Regions from separate parts of the Homo sapiens genome. Here region 2 is linked to region 1. A link is a loop called in an ENCODE intact Hi-C map of the cell type or tissue named here. Cell type or tissue: ascending aorta. All regions are shown on one strand. Each heading gives the region's core, and the rest is flanking DNA. Links, peaks and the distances in the headings are about the cores only. Region 1 holds the start of COL3A1 (collagen type III alpha 1 chain). Region 2 has its middle 26 kb from the start of DIRC1.

The links. A loop is a pair of places that touch in the nucleus more often than their neighbours do. Peaks named below come from ENCODE experiments on the same cell type or tissue, not always from the same donor. Only the 100,000 strongest peaks of a DNase experiment are listed, where the experiment ranks them.
Region 2: a loop joins it to region 1, with 2.5 times the contacts of the local background. A loop is called at or near these places in 4 of 110 quality-filtered maps.

The regions. Positions count from the first base shown.
Region 1 is chr2:188,971,948-188,981,485 of GRCh38, reverse strand. COL3A1 (collagen type III alpha 1 chain) reads right to left here and starts at 7,113. Exons shown (of 51, transcript NM_000090.4): 1 at 6,918-7,113. The coding sequence starts at 6,996. MIR1245A (microRNA 1245a) reads right to left here and starts at 3,394; the gene lies at 3,325-3,394. MIR1245B (microRNA 1245b) reads left to right here and starts at 3,325; the gene lies at 3,325-3,393. The region is part of intron 1 of LOC105373791 (a long non-coding RNA gene); the gene reads left to right. In ascending aorta, for the core only: CTCF peaks have their summits at 3,004 and 4,628 (motif pointing right); DNase peaks (open chromatin) are centred at 3,048, 5,595 and 7,115; H3K4me3 peaks cover 7,240 bases; H3K27ac peaks cover 7,547 bases.
Region 2 is chr2:188,811,064-188,820,601 of GRCh38, reverse strand. No RefSeq gene overlaps it. Among named protein-coding and RNA genes, the nearest start is that of DIRC1, 26 kb to the right of the region's middle. In ascending aorta, for the core only: no CTCF peak of the experiment used is centred there; no DNase peak of the experiment used is centred there; H3K27ac peaks cover 3,484 bases.

The sequences.
Region 1 (9,538 bases), core at 699-8,698:
CATTATTTTAGTTGTTTAAACTAAATCTCTCTGTTCCAATTTATAATTAATTTTAAATTCCATCTCCCATGTCATTTGGTGTTTCTGTTCCTTACTACGAAGTACAATTCTGAAAGAAATTTACTTGTGATCACACAAGCAATGTATTAAACTCAATCATCTCCTTGCTGGGATCTATAATATAAAACATATTGAAGCTAACACATGTCTTAAACCACTCTTAGCTGCTTCTTTCCTAGTTTTCTATTTTGGAATTTTAGAGAAAAATAAAGCCAAATAACATAATTTTATATTTTTAGATGTGCATAAAGCTTACTATTTTGTGATTTTTTTGTTTCCATTCTTCATGTTAAATCATGCTGACTTGAAGAAATCATATTGTTTGGACAAAAAATGAATGTTATGTTTGTCTTAATACTATTTTTGGAGCAATAATATTATTCCCTAAAGCACCTAATTAAATTAATTAATTTGGCTTGAATGAAAAGTGAATGTTTTTTCCTTTTCTCTTCTTACTAAATCCTTATCTGGGAAAAGATGTTGTATAATCTGAAAATCTAAGAATCACAGATATGATATATAAATTATCATAATTATTTTCATTACTTTAGAAAGCTGAATATTTTGTACATGTGGGTATTTGGCATTCATATAGTTTCCAATTGAAATAATGTTTGGTTTGCCTTTTAAATGATATTGTTTGGAAAACATAAATTTTAATAAAATATTTTTTCTGCTGCTTATGTATTTATCAGAGTATCTTAAAATATGTTAGATTACTTAACAAAAAGGACTCTGAAGAAAGTATCTGTAGACATTCTAGGTGAATAATTTTAATTTAAAAGCACTGTTTTGCATAGAAAATAAGATTTTATTTATTCTTGCTACCTCCAGGAAAAAAAGTTGATAAATTATCATTTGTAGATATTTTCTTGTTTCATATTTTATAGATATATGCTTTTTCAATCTCCTTAGAAATGTCCTTTAAGTTGATTAATCTTTTAGAATTCAATTAATCTTTTAGAATTGTCTAAAAGATTAATCTTTTAGAATTGTCTAAAAGATTAATCTTTTAGAATTGTCTAAAAGATTAATCTTTTAGAATTGTCTAAAAGATTAATCTTTTAGAATTCAATCTCCTTAGAAATGTCCTTTAAGTTGATTAATATTTTATCCTGTTAAAAATAAAAATAATTAGATAATTAGAAAATTTTAAGTATCATATATCTAACCACCAGCAATTGCATATATAATAAAATCTTCTTAGTGTCAAATTATAAAAACATTGAAGAGAATATATTCTACTTGTCTTATTACATTTGGCAAACAACTTTAAATTGTATAGTCTTATAAATAAAATTTTACATTTCACCATCCTTATCACTAAGTTACTAAGTACTTTAATTTCTTCCTTAGAGTAATTTTATTTGCCAGCGTTAGTAAAACTAGTGCTATAGTACCTCCTATCTTGTAGGGACTGCTCTGAGTAGTTTGAATATCTATTTTGCTTCATACTCCCAAAGGCCTTATGAGCTTACAGCTGTCATAATCCTAATTTTACAGATGAGGAATCTTAACTGCAGAAACATTAAGTAATTTTCCCAAGGTTACACAGTCAGGGTGAAAAAGAAGATCTGAGTGTAAGAAGGCTTTCTCTAAATTTGATACTCTTAATTACTGCATTCTATTTTCTTTCTGCTATTTCAAAACTGAGTACGATTAAAGAAGCCAACTCCAAAGCTCTGTCCCATATGATTTTTTATCCCTGCAAGGTTAAAATCTGAATCTAGATAGGTATATTTTGAAGGACAACAGTTCTTTGCAAAATATTTTTCTATCTGGCCTCAAAACAGGAAGATGCCATCTGGAGTTAAATTCTCCTGTTTATTTTCTCTTGACCTTATGAAGAAGGGTTATATCTCTAAAGCTACCCTGATGACATCCAGACCACCAACAGAATAAATGTGTGACTCAGAAACCCTGCATACATTTTGCTATATACAAAAAAGTAGGGTTCTAACAACAATAGTACCAGACAGAAAAGACTTCTGCATCCAATGCAAAAATATGTTTAAGATGTCTCATTAACACACTGTTTTTCAGAAAATATAGTTACTAAATGATTCATGTTAATATACATCTAAGTTCATCAGAAGTTTTCACTGAATGAAACTGGAACGTTGTGAACATGCTATGCAACTCCAAAGAGTATTTCTGTGATTTTAATTTACTTGAGAAATGCAGTCTCTGTCATCCTCCACACAAAATACTATAGAAAAACAGTTTCAGAAAAATATATGCCATTTTACTGAAGCAGTACTTTCTTAATACTAGAATTCAAGGGAAGTTTAACTTTTAATAATTTCTGGATCTTTTCTCTTTGATGTTTACATCTTTTGGGCATTTTGACTCGTCCTCTTTCAACGTTTCATTTTGTTCATTAAGACTACATTTTAAACAGCAGTGCTTGACCTCAGTCATGGAAAAAAACAAGGGTTTTATTAGTTAATCTGAAAGGAATCCACTTCTGCTGTGTTTTCATTAGACACAGACTGAAACTCTGGTGGTTAATGTAACTCCCCCAACTGCAGTTCACAAATGATTTATGTAAGAATAGCTATCTCATTTTTTCCGTTGTCATCTTGACATGAAACAGGCAAAGTTTCCCCTTTGAAAAGTCTGGAGAGTTTTTTTTTACACTATATGATCTTTTTTTTTTTTTTTTTTTTGAGTGTGGAAACAATGGGATTGAGCTTTTATCTTAGGGAAAACTTTTACAAGAAACAGTTCACTGAGAGGGTTCCAGAAAGTTATTGTAGACCTGGAAACTTTACAACTGTTCCTCATGTCCAGCAAAAGCAATAACATCTTTCATCTTTAAAGCTTTAATTCTTTAAGCAATCTACTTTAATCACTTCAAGGCGGTGATATCATTAGATGTTACAAAATTAAAGAGCTGGGCTACATAATTTTTGGAACTCTGCACCAAAGAAGCCATTCACAATGGAAACTGTGGAGTTTCGGTAGATGGCACTCTTTTCTCTGAGTGACAACTCAAGGTCCAGCATGTGACCGTAGATGTAGAACAGGGGCTTTCCTGAGGAGCTGTCCTTTAGCCTCAACTATAATCCTGGTAAACTCACAGCCAATCATTCTTGATTTTTAAAAAGAAGCCTGTAGATAAGACATCAATCCAGGAATCTGAAGTAGTTAAGAGGCATTTAATCACAGTCTTTCCTTCTTTCCCAGAATTGTTCCAGTGGATTTGCTTTCTTTTCTTGTAATGCTGAAATGTTTAATTCCAGAATTTAATAAAAATACCTTTTTATATGTAGGCCTTTAGATCACTTAAAGAGTATTCAACATCAGATGATCTAAAGGCCTATACATAAATAGGTAGTTTTGAAAATCCAAATTTTTCAAGGCTCTGTTATTACCTGAGCATTTTTCTTTCCCTAGAAAAAAAGCTCAGGTAAGTAAATACAAGGTATCATGGATGAAAAACACAAAGTGTTATAATACTTTATTTACTCACACAGAACTGGTGATAATTTCTTTTAAAATGATAAGATCCTGAGCTTCTGGGGTTTAAAAAAATTAACGTACTACTCTCTATAAAATTGAATATTAAACAGAAAAATACCTATTCTTTTTTCACCTTTAGAAATGCATTATTAGTTCATGTACTTTCTAGGACGATATATAATTTTTTTAGTATCTCCTTTCAATGACAAATAGTTACAAAATTAAGAAAATTCAAATATCTGATTTTAATGTGTATTCTATAATTATCTAAGACTGAACAGAATATTGGTCCTAGCCTTGACTCCGTCATTTTCTAGTTTTGTAATCTCAAATAAAGCACTGATCCATGTTAGGTGACTGACACTGAGATATGTGAGCAACTATGCATTCTCTCCCTTTAAAAGTGCAATTGTTCCTAAATGTATGTAACCTTTTCCTGTTAGTTCAGTGTGTTTAATTGTAGGGACAAACACAAACCAGAAAACTTGAATGTTACCTGAGCAAGTTACAAATTCCCTCTTAAAGCATAATGAAAAAAATATACTCTCATGACGTCTAATAAGAAACTGATTCTCTGAGTCCATTTACAGTTTTAAAATTCTAAAACAACTAGAGGCCTACAGTTTATTTTACTGGAATTATCACTGTAGCAAAATATAGAAACTCAAACATTAGTACACATTTAATTAAAATAAAGTTTCTGTTTCTGCCCTAATGGAGCAGTATTACTTAGTAACAGCTGTCTATAATCTATCTAACAATTAAGCAGTGAATAAAATACTTATGTCAAATAAGGACTACATCAGAGACATGAAAAATGTATTTAAACAATAGTCATATGTAGAATTTTTAAGTGGCCGTAACATTTAAGCTAATTTCCAAAAAGACTCTGAATATTGTTACCATTGTGTTTTCGTGTCAGTATATGTGTTTGCAATATTTATCCGTAACATACTAATTTCCTTAGGAGAGCAGTGTTAACATTTAAAATTCACGCATATGAATTTTTTAAAGCTCATTATAAACTACCAAAGCCAGCTACATAACATTAATATTGGCATTCGTTATGTAAATGGTAACCTGGCTTGTCAGCCACTAGGTGACGCATCTTTGTACTTAAAACTTGGCATGTTTATAATCTACAGGAAATATAAAACAGACTATGTTTCTCCATTGGTGGATTAAAACACATGAATTAAATACAATGTTCACAAATTTGTAAGACGACCAAAATTCTTTTTGAGGACTTGTTTGTATCCAGAAAATGCCTGTGAGTGAACTAGAAGTGAGTGTTCATTAGAGCTGTGCCGTCTCTGAAGTTATGAGGGCATATATAAGAAACCCCACCCCAGAACTTTATGACAGCTCTCAGTGTGCTGTATATTCAGATACCTCCTGTAACTTTTCCAAAGCTTATCTAATAGCAGAATTTCCTTGTAAAACCCACAGGGAACATAAGATGTACTGTCTTAAGTCACTTCAACTTTACTTTTACTCATGACAAAAAAAATAGGCTGAACAGTTCTCTTTCAACTCTTTTTGAGCTTAAGAACACACAAACACATATCAGCAAAATTTTATACTTATTGATTATTTTTTGCATCTAAAGAGAAAGAGGGAAATAAACAGAACTTAATGTGATGTCAAGGTACTGTAAGTGGCAAACACCCCCCCACTAAAGTTGGATTGGGAAGAAAAATAGCCACAGTGCTTATAAAAAGCTTGCAACCACGAGGCAACTACAAATATGTTGCAATTTTTTGAGCTAAAACCCCTAAGTTTGTAGTCTTTTCAATAAATGGTTGGTGGGGGATAGTAGTCATTTGGTATCCTAAAAAAGGACTGTGAGTTGTAGCATCTCCTGGGAAGAGCAGGATAGGGAGGAAAAGGGGAGAGGAATGAGAAAGGAAGAAGGATTGAGAGTTCAGGGGAAAGAAAGGGTGAGGAGGCAAGGAGAGAGAGAACTAAAAAAAAGAAATGGAGGCATAAGGAGGCCACATGGGGAGTAGGGAGGGAGTAACAGGCAGGGAAGACAGAGGAGGAGAGAGGAGTAGATATGGGCTTGCCTAGGAAGGGGTGGGGTGATGAGTGAAGAGAAGTCTAAAGGAGCCAAAAGGGGTGGAGAGAGATAAGGAGGAGGGCAAAGCGAAGGAGAGGAGGGGTAAGGAGGAGAGGAAATTAAGGGAACAAGGAAAATGGGTGTTTCTTTTCTTTTGTGTCCATGGGCTGAATATAACTGAAGACATTTCATTGTATATCTACCCCTCCCCTCATACACACATTTACATGTATTAGCTATGAGGACAACAAATACATTTGATATTACAAACAAAAACCAAATTTTCATGCAGTGTCCTTTGCAAAATCTATATGTTTAAATGTAACCATGTTTAGTTATGTGCAATAAAAATTGTCTAATAATTTCTCCTAGCTATCTTTACATTTAGCACTTAAATATTTATTTCTATGGAAGTTTGTATTCCAATTTGTTCAGCATTTTCATGACTATGGTAAATAAAAGAATATTTTCACATAAATAATGAGACAAATGTGTTTTTAGGGGAAATTAGAATATGAAAAACATTACATGCAATTATTAGAAAATATAGCAAAACAGCTTTCTGAAGTCAAACAGTACTAGTATCTTTACCTTGTTTGCAGCAAAGTCAAACCTCCTGTTGAAACATTTTAAAAAATATTTTCTTCATTAATGCGAATGTGGTTAAAACGTAGAATATGTGGAAAATATTAGTCCCTTAATATCAAGCTACTAGAAAAGATGAATTAATCAATCATTCTTGAAACAAAATAAAAACAGGAATAATAAAATATTTTAGCAGTTTGATCCCTTTGAAGAATGTTTATAGGTATCTTGTAGCCATTTTACAGAAATATATTCAATGATTCTGATAATGCGTAGAATCTTCCTTTAGACTGTTCTTAATCCATGATATTTGAAAGGCATTCTTATTCAGAAAACAATGCTCAATATTCTAACCTTACAAAGAATCCAGCAGACAAAGAGGAACATAAAATTATTGCAAGAGACCAATAACTTCCAGACTGCCTGGGGAAGTATTCCAAGATGTTAACAATCCAGGAGGGAAAAATTTTAAAGCCATTTTTAAAAGTTTCCAGTGCCTTTAACATGAAAACAAGTTAGTACAAGAACATCTTATCTTAACCACAGAACTCTTAAAAACACACATAACGCGATTATTTTTCAAGTAATGTAAAAAGCACAGCCATGGTCAGTTCAACGTTTCACAATCTGGAGCTTATAGAGGAAATTATCTTGAATCAGGCAACTGATTTTCCCCTTTACACCCCTCTTTGTGAGGAGAAGAAAGACAAAAATCCCATAAAGTTTCTTGAAATCAGTACCTACTCACCTTCCTGTTGTGCCAAAATAATAGTGGGATGAAGCAGAGCGAGAAGTAGCCAGCTCCCCTTTTGCACAAAGCTCATCATGTCTAAATATCAGACATGAGACTCTTTGTGCAAAAAGGAGAAAAGAAAAGCAGTTCAAAGTAGCACCATCAAGTTGTTCCCTGCCCTTCAGCACCGGGCCCGTCATAAAACTCAGCCACTGAGATTCCTTTGCTTTGGCCTTAAATAGGAAAAAGTTTGGCTTCCCTCACTTTCCAGCCCCTTTCTGAAATATGAGAGCCGCACCCATCCCCTCAGCAGTAAAAGAAATGATAAATATTTCTTTTTCCCTTATAGAAGACACAACCCACAGTAAGAAAAAGAGCACATCTGGAGTTTGTATGCATCTGCTTATGTAAAAGTTTTTTTACATATTTCACTCTTACATATATGTTTGTATAACTTAGGAACGTATAGAAATGCTCTGCCTTGTTTTAATACATACAATGTAAATGCATACATTTTTATTTCCCCTTATGAAGTTAACAACTGCATAATTTTGAAAAACTGCTTGATGCCCATTTATCTAGTATGTCTAATTTACAGAACTGATCTTCCTAGAAGATTTTTATGTTGGGATTTTGCCAGAAGTAATCCTAACTCAATTTAAATAGGAGACTGTAAGAGACTCACGGAAAGAAATGCCACCGTATGCCCCTTCGACTCATCCACCCACCCTGGGTCCTAGAAGTTAAGTTTCAGGCAAATATCAAAAGACAAAGTATTTCAGCAATGTTTGAATGGCTTCCTAAAAGTTAGATACTTATCTATAGCTGTTTCCATTTCTCACAAATTTCTTTAGCAAGCCAGAGTGCTTTCTTGTGAGATTTCCAATTTTTATGCTGCCTGGGAAAGACAGAGCAGATTTTTCTAGAGAAAAATTCAGCCTTTTCATGACATAACTTTTTAGGAAACTGGAAGAGAAAGAGTTTATCACATAGAATAGCAAAAGAGTACCAGAGAAAGTGGTCATTTTTTCTGCATTACTCTAAAGATTAGTATAAATATTTCTAATTTAGACTTTTATGTGTATACTTTCCAGATCCTCATCCACAAAACTTTCCAATGTATTTCTGGATCTATCTAAGCAGTAATTTTTGTGTCATATTTGAAAGAGGGGCAAATACCATTTATAGGTCTTTGATAAATCTCTGCAGGAAAAATATGCTTGTCCACAGTATAAGGCTATATCTGGCAATGGAGATATCTCTTTACACCCTAATCATCAGTTCATAGTTAGTTCATCTATCTCTATAATCTACGGTGGACATTTCAATTCTAATCAAGGTCACTTGAACTAATTTTCTTCACCTTCACCTAAACATGTCCGTCTCTATGCCTGTGCACATAAAATTCTCCCCATTTCACACCAATTAATGGAAGTCACTTCCTTATGCCTCAATGCAAAACTTTCCTCCTTAAGTAAATTACCTCCTTTAAACTAATTTTCATCTTTCTCTTTCTTCTAATTTGTGTTACTAAATTTTCACTCAACTCATGTCATATGTATATTCCCAGGTGTACATGAATCCTGTAAGCATGGACAGTGGCAAACTTGCTTTCTTGTTTCTTGCATCTTTTTTTTTTTTTTTTTTGCGACGGGGTCGCCCTCTCTCGCCCAGGCTAGACTGCAGTGGCGCAATCTCGGCTCACGGCAAGCTCCGCCTCCCGGGTTCACGCCATTCTCCTGCCTCAGCCTCCCGAGTAGCTGGGACTACAGGCGCCCGCCACTACGCCTGGTTAATTTTTTGTATTTTTAGTAGAGACGGGGTTTCACCGTGTTAGTCAGGATGGTCTTGATGTCCTGACCTCGTGATCCGCCCGCCTCGGCCTCCCAAGCTTTCTTATATCTTCAGTCACAAGGACACAAACCAAGACATCTCAATGTAGATGACATCATTTGATGACAGGAAAGGAAAACTAGAACGAGACCAACCTCTTGTGTATCTTTATTTTAGATTGGAGAGTCACTGCTTGGGGGCGTGGGAGAAAAGTAACTGTTGAGAATGGTCATGAATATAAGCTTTTCTACTGGATCACAGTAGAGATGCTGGGGAAAGGCTGTTATATGCATCTTTCTGTCTTTCAGACATCTTTGTCCTGTACACAAAAAATATTTCCTGTGTTCAAACCAATTCAGAAACATAGTTTTTCTCATGATGTCTTTGTATCTACGTAGAATTCATATATCTATATTAGATTTCTCTCATTGTTTTAGGTGGTCTATAAAAGCTGAAATTTATTGAATTTCTTCATTAGATTTATTTTCCACTGTGAAAAATTAGAAATGTTATTTTTAAAATAATGCTTGTTATGCTTTATTTTAGGCATTATAAATAAAATTACTATTGTTCTAAAATTCTTAATTTGCTTAGCTATTCAAATAAAAGCCTTATACTCATGAGAAAAATTCATGATTGATGCACTCACTTAAGAAACATTAGCTGATGTTTTGCATATGGAAGGATTGTTGTATTTTAAGGTCTTCAGGAGAGACCTAGAGAATTCATTCTCCAGATATTCTGATTTACGATTCTTCACTACCTCGAATATGGAGGTTTTGCACTAGGATCCTTTGCATTCT
Region 2 (9,538 bases), core at 975-8,974, 160 kb after region 1:
GTACTGGATCCAAGGATCCACTCCTTCCTGAGTTTTTTCCCCCCTAATTTGAATTACCCATGTGCCTTTTATAACAACACACAAAGCTCATTCCACAAACTTATTGCCTCTAAGTGTTAAGTCAAATTCCACCATAATTTCCAGCACCTACTGCTCAAACCTATGAATGTGGAAATAAGAGAAGTCAAGGCTTATGAAACTCATTAAAAAGAGTCCAAGGGTGCAGAGGACTTAGATGAAAGACAAACAAAATAATTCTCAGAAAGGAAAAGTCCAACACTAAATTTTAACATACTGGGCACAGGTTGGGACTTGATAGTGTGTGGAAGGGGCTTAAAAGTAAGTGGAGACTTATAGGTTACAGTTTTTAGGAATTATTGCTGGAAAAGATTCATATTACAAGGACAAGTGGAGATATGCCTTTGTGATGTTTCTATACAGAGAAAGAAAAAAGAAAAAATGATAATCCAGCAAGAACAACTGAGAAACAAAGCATGCAACCTTTCTGCCTGCAACACTATCTTTCCCAGAAACTGCGTAAAAGATGACAGAACAGATAAGGCTTTTTTCAAGTGAGAAGAGAAAATAACTTTTATCTGAGGAATGCAAGTTCTTTTAATTATCAAGCCCAGAGAGACACCCCTCCTTCCTGCCTGCTTTGAGCTGTGTACTCATCTCTTAAAACTACATTCTGTTGCCACAAGTAGCCATAAATTAACCTAATAATGCCACACTGGACACGATAAACCACGCTGGATAACTTAACAGTGTATAGCTAACCACCAATCAATGTTATTTCTGTAAGCCAATGAGAATTCCTGACAAAAAAACTTTGTTATCAGCTCACTCCCTTTCCCCCTTTTTTTGCCTTTAAAAATCCACTTGTAATTGCTGCTAATCAGAGTGTATATTCAGAGCAACTTAAATCTATGCTCCCGGGTTGCTATCCTCAAGCTTGGCCTAAATAAGCTCTTTATTTGTTTTATTTTTGCCTCAGTTTCTTCTAATTAGGTAGACATGAGTTAGGAAAAGTCTTCCCCTCATAAGACAACAGGAAGCAGGAGAAAACTGAACCACCATATCCCATAATGAATTAAATAGCTCCTGAACAAGCTTTTAGGAATATGAGAAAATTCCTTGGCTCAGAAATACCCAATATTTTCATGTTTGAATTATGTGAGTTGTTTTCTCTCCTTGTTGATTATTTGCTTTTCTTTGGGGGGGGGTAGTGGGAGGAGGAGCAAAATTTGCTACTTGTCCTTTGATTTTTAAGTTTTAGATATTATCTGTTATCTGTCTACTCCAGAAGATAATTTTGAAGATTAGACATTATCTATTGTCTGCTATTCTGTAAGATGAAGACATAACACTTTCACAACAAAGCACATCCCTGGGAGGCCCCTCAGGAAGGGTGTGTGCATCTAACAGAATGCTCATAGTAAGATCAAACAAATACCTACTTTCATACTTGGATTCTTTGCACGTGTTTTTTAACTTTTGTTGAAATTCTCTTTCTTCTCATCTCAACCTGGTTGATACCATTCATTCTTCAAAATCAAGGCTTAATAACATTTTTCCCATAAATATTTCCTGAATCTCCCATGAACTATAATTTAAAGCTATAATTGGTAATTTTGTAGCACTTTGTGCATATATTATCACCATATATTTCTTAACATAATTTTTGTCTGACTAGTTCCAAACCCTCTAAGATTTAATTTTGAAAGCATGACTTCCTCCTGAGATGACTTCCTCCTGAGATCTTTCTCAATGTTCTTTCCTGGCCTCCTTCTACCCCCAGTCCAAGTTATGTCAGCTGTCCCTCCTGAGCTCCCAAAGCACCCTGTGCTTCTCTTCATTATTATGTTACAAACCTGGTGGCTTTCACTCCAAGTAGATAATAAATTTCTGGAACAAAGGCTATTGTTCTTAATATCCAACCCTGGTGCTTAGCCCTGGGCTGGAAATACATCTAAGGCTTAATAAATAGATGTTATTCTACTACGGTCATTATTACTTTTCTAGATTCTGAAAGTAAATGGTACATATATTTAAGTCTGGGACGGGGTCTCATTTTAATTTCAGTGTCAAAAAGACAGCCTATCATGCACCTGATATTTGATAAACATTTCTTGAATGAAATAATTTTATGATACCTATATCTTGAGTTAATCTGACGATTTCATCTAAAGTTAATTGCAGCCGAAAAGAAAATTAAGCTGCTCTATCTACACCAAATTACCCACTTGTAGCACAAATTAAAAGCTTCTGCTACTAAAATCAAAATCATAACACCTGTGTCCTATAAGGACTGGAAAGCAAATGACCATGTATCGTATTATATTCTTGGCACTGTCTTAAGTTTTCTGAAGTGAACTTGTTAGCAAAATTTGACATGTAAAAACCATTAAATGCTACTCCTCTAGAGTTTTGACAACGGTTTTTTCCTATCTTGTGATCTAGAAATTACTACAATTAGAAAGTGAATAAATCGAGAATCATATGGCTACTAAAATCAGAATCAACTGACAGTTTACATCCAGAGAGATAACTCAGCCAGACAAATAGACACACACAGTTAAATTGGAGAGATGTTATATGTCATAAGGGTTGAATATTAGTGTTTGGAATAATTTTTGAGTTCCTGTAGTTGGTTTCTATAGTTTTCAGGGTGCAAGTCATTAAGAATTGTTTGTTGCAATAAATGGCTGTCTGATTGCCTACTTTTGTGGCTACCCACAAAAATATGGCATCGTGTCATTTTATGAATAGTCATCACATATTTCAGTAAATAATCTATGGGAAAATACAAATTTCACAATAACTTGCAAGCAATATTCTTCAAAAACTTTCCAAATGTCTGAAAAATTTATTATTTATATATTACATGTAAAAGTTATATTTATATATAAAAAATTAATATGTACTTTACTTCCATATATATATATATATATATATATCTTTATGTTCTAAAATAGTAAATGAAAATCCAAAAGTTAAAAACTAGAATTTGTATACACATGCAGAATTAAAATTTGGAAATAGTTTCCATTGTTAACTATGCAAAACGAAATAATCTGAAATATTATTCAGTGAATATTTGTGATTATATATTTAATGTATGAAAGTCCACTAATGGTTTGGTTCATAATTTGGCCATAATTATGTTACTCTCATATAATTTATGAAAAGTAAGGGAAAGTAGAGATCATTTGATCTCATAGTTATTAATTAGAATATGAGAAGATGAAGATTTTTCAAAACATGCCCACTAGGACACTGTCCCTTCATGTTTGATTCATAAGGTTTGAGATAGAAATATACATGTGTATTCCTGTTGTATGCTCCTGGTTCACACCATTGACAAGGCAATTTCTTCCTTTTAGAGTCAGATACATTGACTATTAGAGAGATTAAATAATTTGACAAAGTTATAGGTATAAATATGAAAAAGTTACATTACAATATGCTTATATTAGAATGGTGTTTAATTATTAAAAATATGAAATATGGATTAGTGGCTCTAAATTCCCAGAATCTATTAAAAATCCATAACTTACTTGAAGATATAAATTCTGGAGGTAAGAAAATCAGTATGCTCAGATGAACACATGGATAAAGTGCTCTATACATTTTTTATATTTTATTAGAATTATTTTCTTTGAGTGATAATGTTTCTTTTCATTTTGAATAGCCAATTTACTTTGCATCTGACTGAATAGAAGGACTCATTAAAATATTAACTTTTTAAAATTGTGGTACAATTTAAATAATGTAAAACTAACCATTTTAAAATAAACAATCTAATGACATTCAGTGCCTTCACAATGCTGTTCGACCACCACCTCTAGCTAGTTCCAAAACATTTTTACCACCTCCAAAGGAAAAATCCATACCATTTAGCAGTTGTTCACAATTTCCACATCCTCCCAGTCCCTGGCAACTACCAATCTGCATTCTCTCTCTATGAATTTACCTATTTTGGATATTTCAAATAAATGAAATCATACTTTTATGTCTGTTTTTTTTTCACTTAGCATAGTATTTTTGAGGTTTATCCAAATTGTAGCATGTGACAGTACTTTATTACATTTTATGGATAGACAATATTCCATAGTATCAAGGTACCACCGTTTGTTTGTCCATGTATCCGTTGGTGGACATTAGACTGTTTTCATCTCTTGGCTATTGGAAATATTGTTACTATGAATATGTGTGCACATGTATTTGAGTACCAGTTTTCAATCTGGGGGGATATTTATAGAATAACTACCTTTATGGTAAATGAAATACAAACTTTTAAATGAGTTTTTACAGATCTAAAATGAAAAACAAGATATTTAAAGAAATACTAAAGCAAAGGTTTGTCACGCTGGACAAGTCATAAGTGGACAAATGCAGTGATGTTGCCTTCTATCTCTGAGTCCCTCTGTTTTGATTCCCTTCATCCCACCTACTTCACCATTTTACCTTCTACCATCCCATCTCTATCCCCATGACACATGTTATTTTATCTAAAGAAATGAATAAAGGCAAAATATTAATAATTTATTTCATTTGTCAAGATAGCTTTCAAATTTATTTTAGCCTATCAAGACACAACATCTCTGATTTTATGAGACATAGTCTTGTTTATTTTAGCCAGATTACTCACAAACTCCTAGTACAATGCTTTGCCAAATAAATGAATATATGGATAAATGCATTTTAAATGTAATAAAAGGCACTGTATTTTATGGCCATTTGCAACAATACTAGCTAAGCTTCATCTAAATGAGATATAAAAAGCATGTACCCCTCTTTTTTAATGAACTTATGTAATAGAAAAATTGAAATATAGCATGTCAGACACTGTTTTTACTATATTCTGGAGTTGACTTCACTGAATTTGTGGAGACAATTGAAAATACTGTATCAATTTTATCAGTGTGAGGTCTAATTAATAACCACGGAATAATGATGGTCTCTGTAAGAAATTTTAAATGCTCATAAAAGTAATAATGCTTAAACCATTCTAGGATATGAACATTAAGGAAAGCCTGAGATATTATCTTTCTGAAAACAAAGTAGTATGGAAAACACAACAAATACTTCATATTGTAATGCATTACTCCTTTTAAGTGGAAGAACTAAATGGTAATCTCTTAGCTTTACATTTTCAGCCCGATTCACGCTTCTGACTTAAAGTTATAGACCTTGTTAACATCGAAAGGTTTTAATAATTATATAATTACAGTTTACTTCTTATAATATGTTGTACAGGCATGGTGGCTGACACCTGTAATCCCAACACTTAGAGAGGACAAGTTGGGACGATTGCTTGTGGCCAGGAGTTTGAGACGAGCCTGAGCAACATAGCAAAACCCCAGCTCTATGAAACAATTTTAAAAAATTATCTTGAAATGGTGGCATGGGCCTATTTCTCAGCTACTGAGAAAGCTGTTGGAGAATCACTTGAGCCCGGGAGAGGTAGAGGCTAAAGTGAGCCTTGATTGAACCACTGCACTCCAGCCTGGGTGACAGAGTGAGAGCCTGTCTCTAAATTTAGAAATGAATAAATAAAATAAAATAAAATAAAATAAAATGTGCGTCTGGCTTACTAATCTCATTCACAAAACATAGTGTTTAATTTTTAGTTAAACATATGTTCATAAACATGAGTAAACTTTTCTACTTTATTACTTCCTTCTTAAGTCATTCTCTTAGATTACGGGAAGAATAAACCTTCATGATTTACATTAGGTTTTCTTTCAAAGAAAGAAAAGTTTACCATCAAAGCAGTTTTCCTTCCAAATTTTATCAATATTATGGCTTCTGTATAATTTACTTGATATGGTCTCTGTTTCAACCTGAAGCTCAGCAAGAACTAAAGTGGGGAGGGTTGCCTACGTTATAAATGGTACCTCTGATGGCAAATGGATTGTTAAAATAAGCATTGCTTAAAGTTAAAGCAAAATATATTTCCCTACACTTAATGATTTGTTTATATTTTTGTTTTAATCTATATACTAAGTACTAAATTATAATAAAACAATGTATCAATTATATATATTATTTATATTATATAAATAAATTTAAAATAGCTCAGTTTAATAATTTTCAAGTCTTAAAATATACGAGTCAGGGTCATCTCCTTTTTTTTCTGCATTTTTTCTTCACCATTTCAATTTCAGTCTGGATTTTATTATAGAAAAATAACTCTTTTTTCCCTAATTTTTCTAGCCTGCCCCATGTGATGAATGGTGCTCCTTTTACTTATGATATCACTGCAGTCTGAAATTGAGAGACATAGCACATGTTGTAGACTTCTGCTTTTCTACTTACCAAAAGCCAAAATACACTAGGTAGTATTTAAACACAACTAAGAAGAGAATTCCTATTAGGTCAGAAAGCAGGAAAAGGAGGCTTAATGTTGAATTTACCAGTTGGAGCTATAAAACCCCAAGTACGTTTTGTGATTTCTGCACGTCTTACCTAGGCCCAAGTAGGTCTGACAGAGAGCCACGGAGCACACATTTCCTGTCTTAAGTCAACGTTGGGCCCAGCCCCAGAAGCTCACAGTATTACACTGACTATTTCCAGACTTTGGCCAGTACTAAGCCTCATCTCACCGACACATTCCTAGACTGATTCTGTGACTTAGAAATGCTGAAGGTGTCTGGGTTGTTCAACCAATCTAAAATTTACTGCTGAGAGTGAGAAATAAGTGCTCTGTCACCTGGGCCTGAACCACATAGACACATGGTCTAAATGCAGGGGGCATTCAGTTTCAGACAATCTAGGTTTTACCTAGTTTTGCAGAAACATTAGTTAAATGTGAAATGTTTCTCTGGGAAAAAATGGTTTCCAAAGTCTTGTTATAAAAATTCAAGCCAAATAGGAATTTAGTCATTGGGAATCAGGAAGGACATTTCAACATTTAGGAAAATCCTTCACAGAAAATTACGATTCCCCACAGAGTTTTGGAAAAGCACACGCTGGTTACTTACTTACCATGGTAAGAAGGATCCCAAAGTCAACTTAATGTCTTTGAAGAAATGAGTTAGAAAATGAATACACAAGAAGACCTTAGTTAAGATAACCACAGTTAGTCATCAAAATATTTTTCTGCCTATGACATATCAATGTGGTTTAAAATTGTCTAGTAACAGCTATATTTTTTATACATATGGTTTTCAATTTTTTTCATTAAACCCGACATGAGACTATTTTAAAAACTTACTTCATTCATAGAGCTATATCATCTAGTACCAGAGAAATCCATCAAAGCACAAGTGAGAATTCTGCACTCTTAAGAAAAATGCCTTAAAAAAAAAACCATACCAATCATTTTTTATTAAGCAGCAATTTAACATCATTTTAATTTAATTTTCTATTGTAAAGCAAAAAGAGATAAATAACATTGCATTTCATCAGCACTTGCTCCCAATAACTCCCATGCTCAGCAAGAAATAAATATTGAGATAATTGCAGTACATTTCATTTATAAACAAGGTAACAGAGGCCCCCTTTTTCCACAGTGAAAGGTCCTCAACAGCAGCGCTATTGGACCACTAAATACTCTCTATCCAGCAGGTCTTCATGATGCTTCCATTAGAGTATGGTGTATCTGAAAAGTTCAACCTTACCTTGGTTTAGCACTGCTTCTCTCATGTGGCTGGTTCGTATAGCCTCAGTGTAAAGGCTGCCGAGGAATTCCTTAAGCATCATGGGGGATATCGTGGCCATTAAAAAAGAACTATGTTACTAACTTTTTCAACATATGTGGATTTTAGTAACTTGGAAAGCAAAGAATGCGGTAATATTTCAATTAAATTCTGTGGATATAAAGCCTTTACTCACTTTTGTTTTGCTTTATTTTATTGAATGAAGTTACCAAGTTTATAAACCCGTAGTACATCGTGACCTACCTTACACAGCTCAATAACATTCTGCCAACCTGCTGAAGTACAAGGCCACACAATACTGACTAGTCTTTGTGTGCTGCCCTTTGTGACAAGGTAAGGGTAAATATCATGGAAGATAAGCAGTTATAAAGATGGTCTTCAGTTCATGATGGCATCATTTGTCTTTTCTTAGTATACTGTTTTCATCCTCGGTAATGGCCCTTCTTTCCCATCAAAGTGTTTGCTCTTTGCCTGTTTTCTAGCCTGCAGCCCCAATCTAATTAGCAGTAGATCTCTGACCAGTTGTTTGAAATAATTATTGATTTGCTGGTTTATTGTACATCAATATGAATAGGGAAAAATTAAAATAGGGAGAGAGGGAGGGTGATTTATTTTCTTTATCACATTAATCATTGACCCAGTTGCTATTTTCTGGTCTTCAAATATTCCCTAAATAATAATTTTCACCTTCTGTTATTCTAAAACTTATCTTTGTATCTGCTGTTATTTTCCTCCTTTGGTAGAACATTATTTAATACTTTTTCTATAATTAGAACATACCTTTTAAAATTATTGAATTTGCACTATAACAGAAAGTTACCTAAGACAAACTTTAACTGTCTTTGAGATTTTGCTTTTAAAAACATGGGAAAAGATGAAACGTAATTACAAGAAAGTTAATGGAGAAAATGAGTTTATCGCATGGTTTTCATAGTACCTTGCTTTTAATATTAGCTTCCCTTTTGTAGATATATGGGAATCCAGACTGTGTACCTGGGCTGAATTAATATTTTTACAGAGCTTGACTAAATAAGGGAACAAGAAAGACATTTACTTATGTGAAAAGAATGGAATTAAAGGTGATTCAGGGGCAAAATCAAGTCCAGACATTTTTTCCAACCAACTCAGCAATCAGAAAAAGGCAGAACTGGAGAAACTGAGTATGAGACAAATGAAGTAGAACAGGATTTGAGTGGCCTGAAAAGGAGCCACAATTATAAACGTGGCCTCCATATCTCAGTGGCTGGAATTAGCTGTTAAGAACACAACCATCAGAACATTGTGTAACACCATGACTCATAAAATCTCATTTAATTTTCATACCAACCCACTCTGAATATGTTGCTGTCTGGATGCTTCTTTCAGACTTAATACCACTGCTGACTGAAGAGCATCATTTTGGTGTTATCACCATGGCCTCTTGCAGAATTATATGTATGTTCCAGTCTTAGCACCACTAGCTCTTGATTCAAAGTCTGAGGTGTGTACATTTTATTAGTGGACCTAGATCATGGGTTTGCACCTTAGCTCCAAGTGAGACTGGGAAAGCAAGCAGGCATCTTTAGGTTTCATAAAGAAAAAAGGAGCACTCTACTTGCCAACAGTACTCATAAAATGAGGAGTTCCCCCAAAACATGAAGGAGAGTTAGGACATATAGCAATATTTTTTTCAAATAATGGCAAATGTCTATTAAAGTTCATATATTTGGCTAATAAACATCAAAATGTATCCTTTCTCAGGTACAACATAAAGTATTTTTTGCCTATATCATATATGACAGACAAGACAAAGACTTCAGAGTTAGTGCTTTCAAATACAGGTCCAAGATTGCTAAGCAAAAATAAAATTTATAATCTAGTTTGGTAATGAT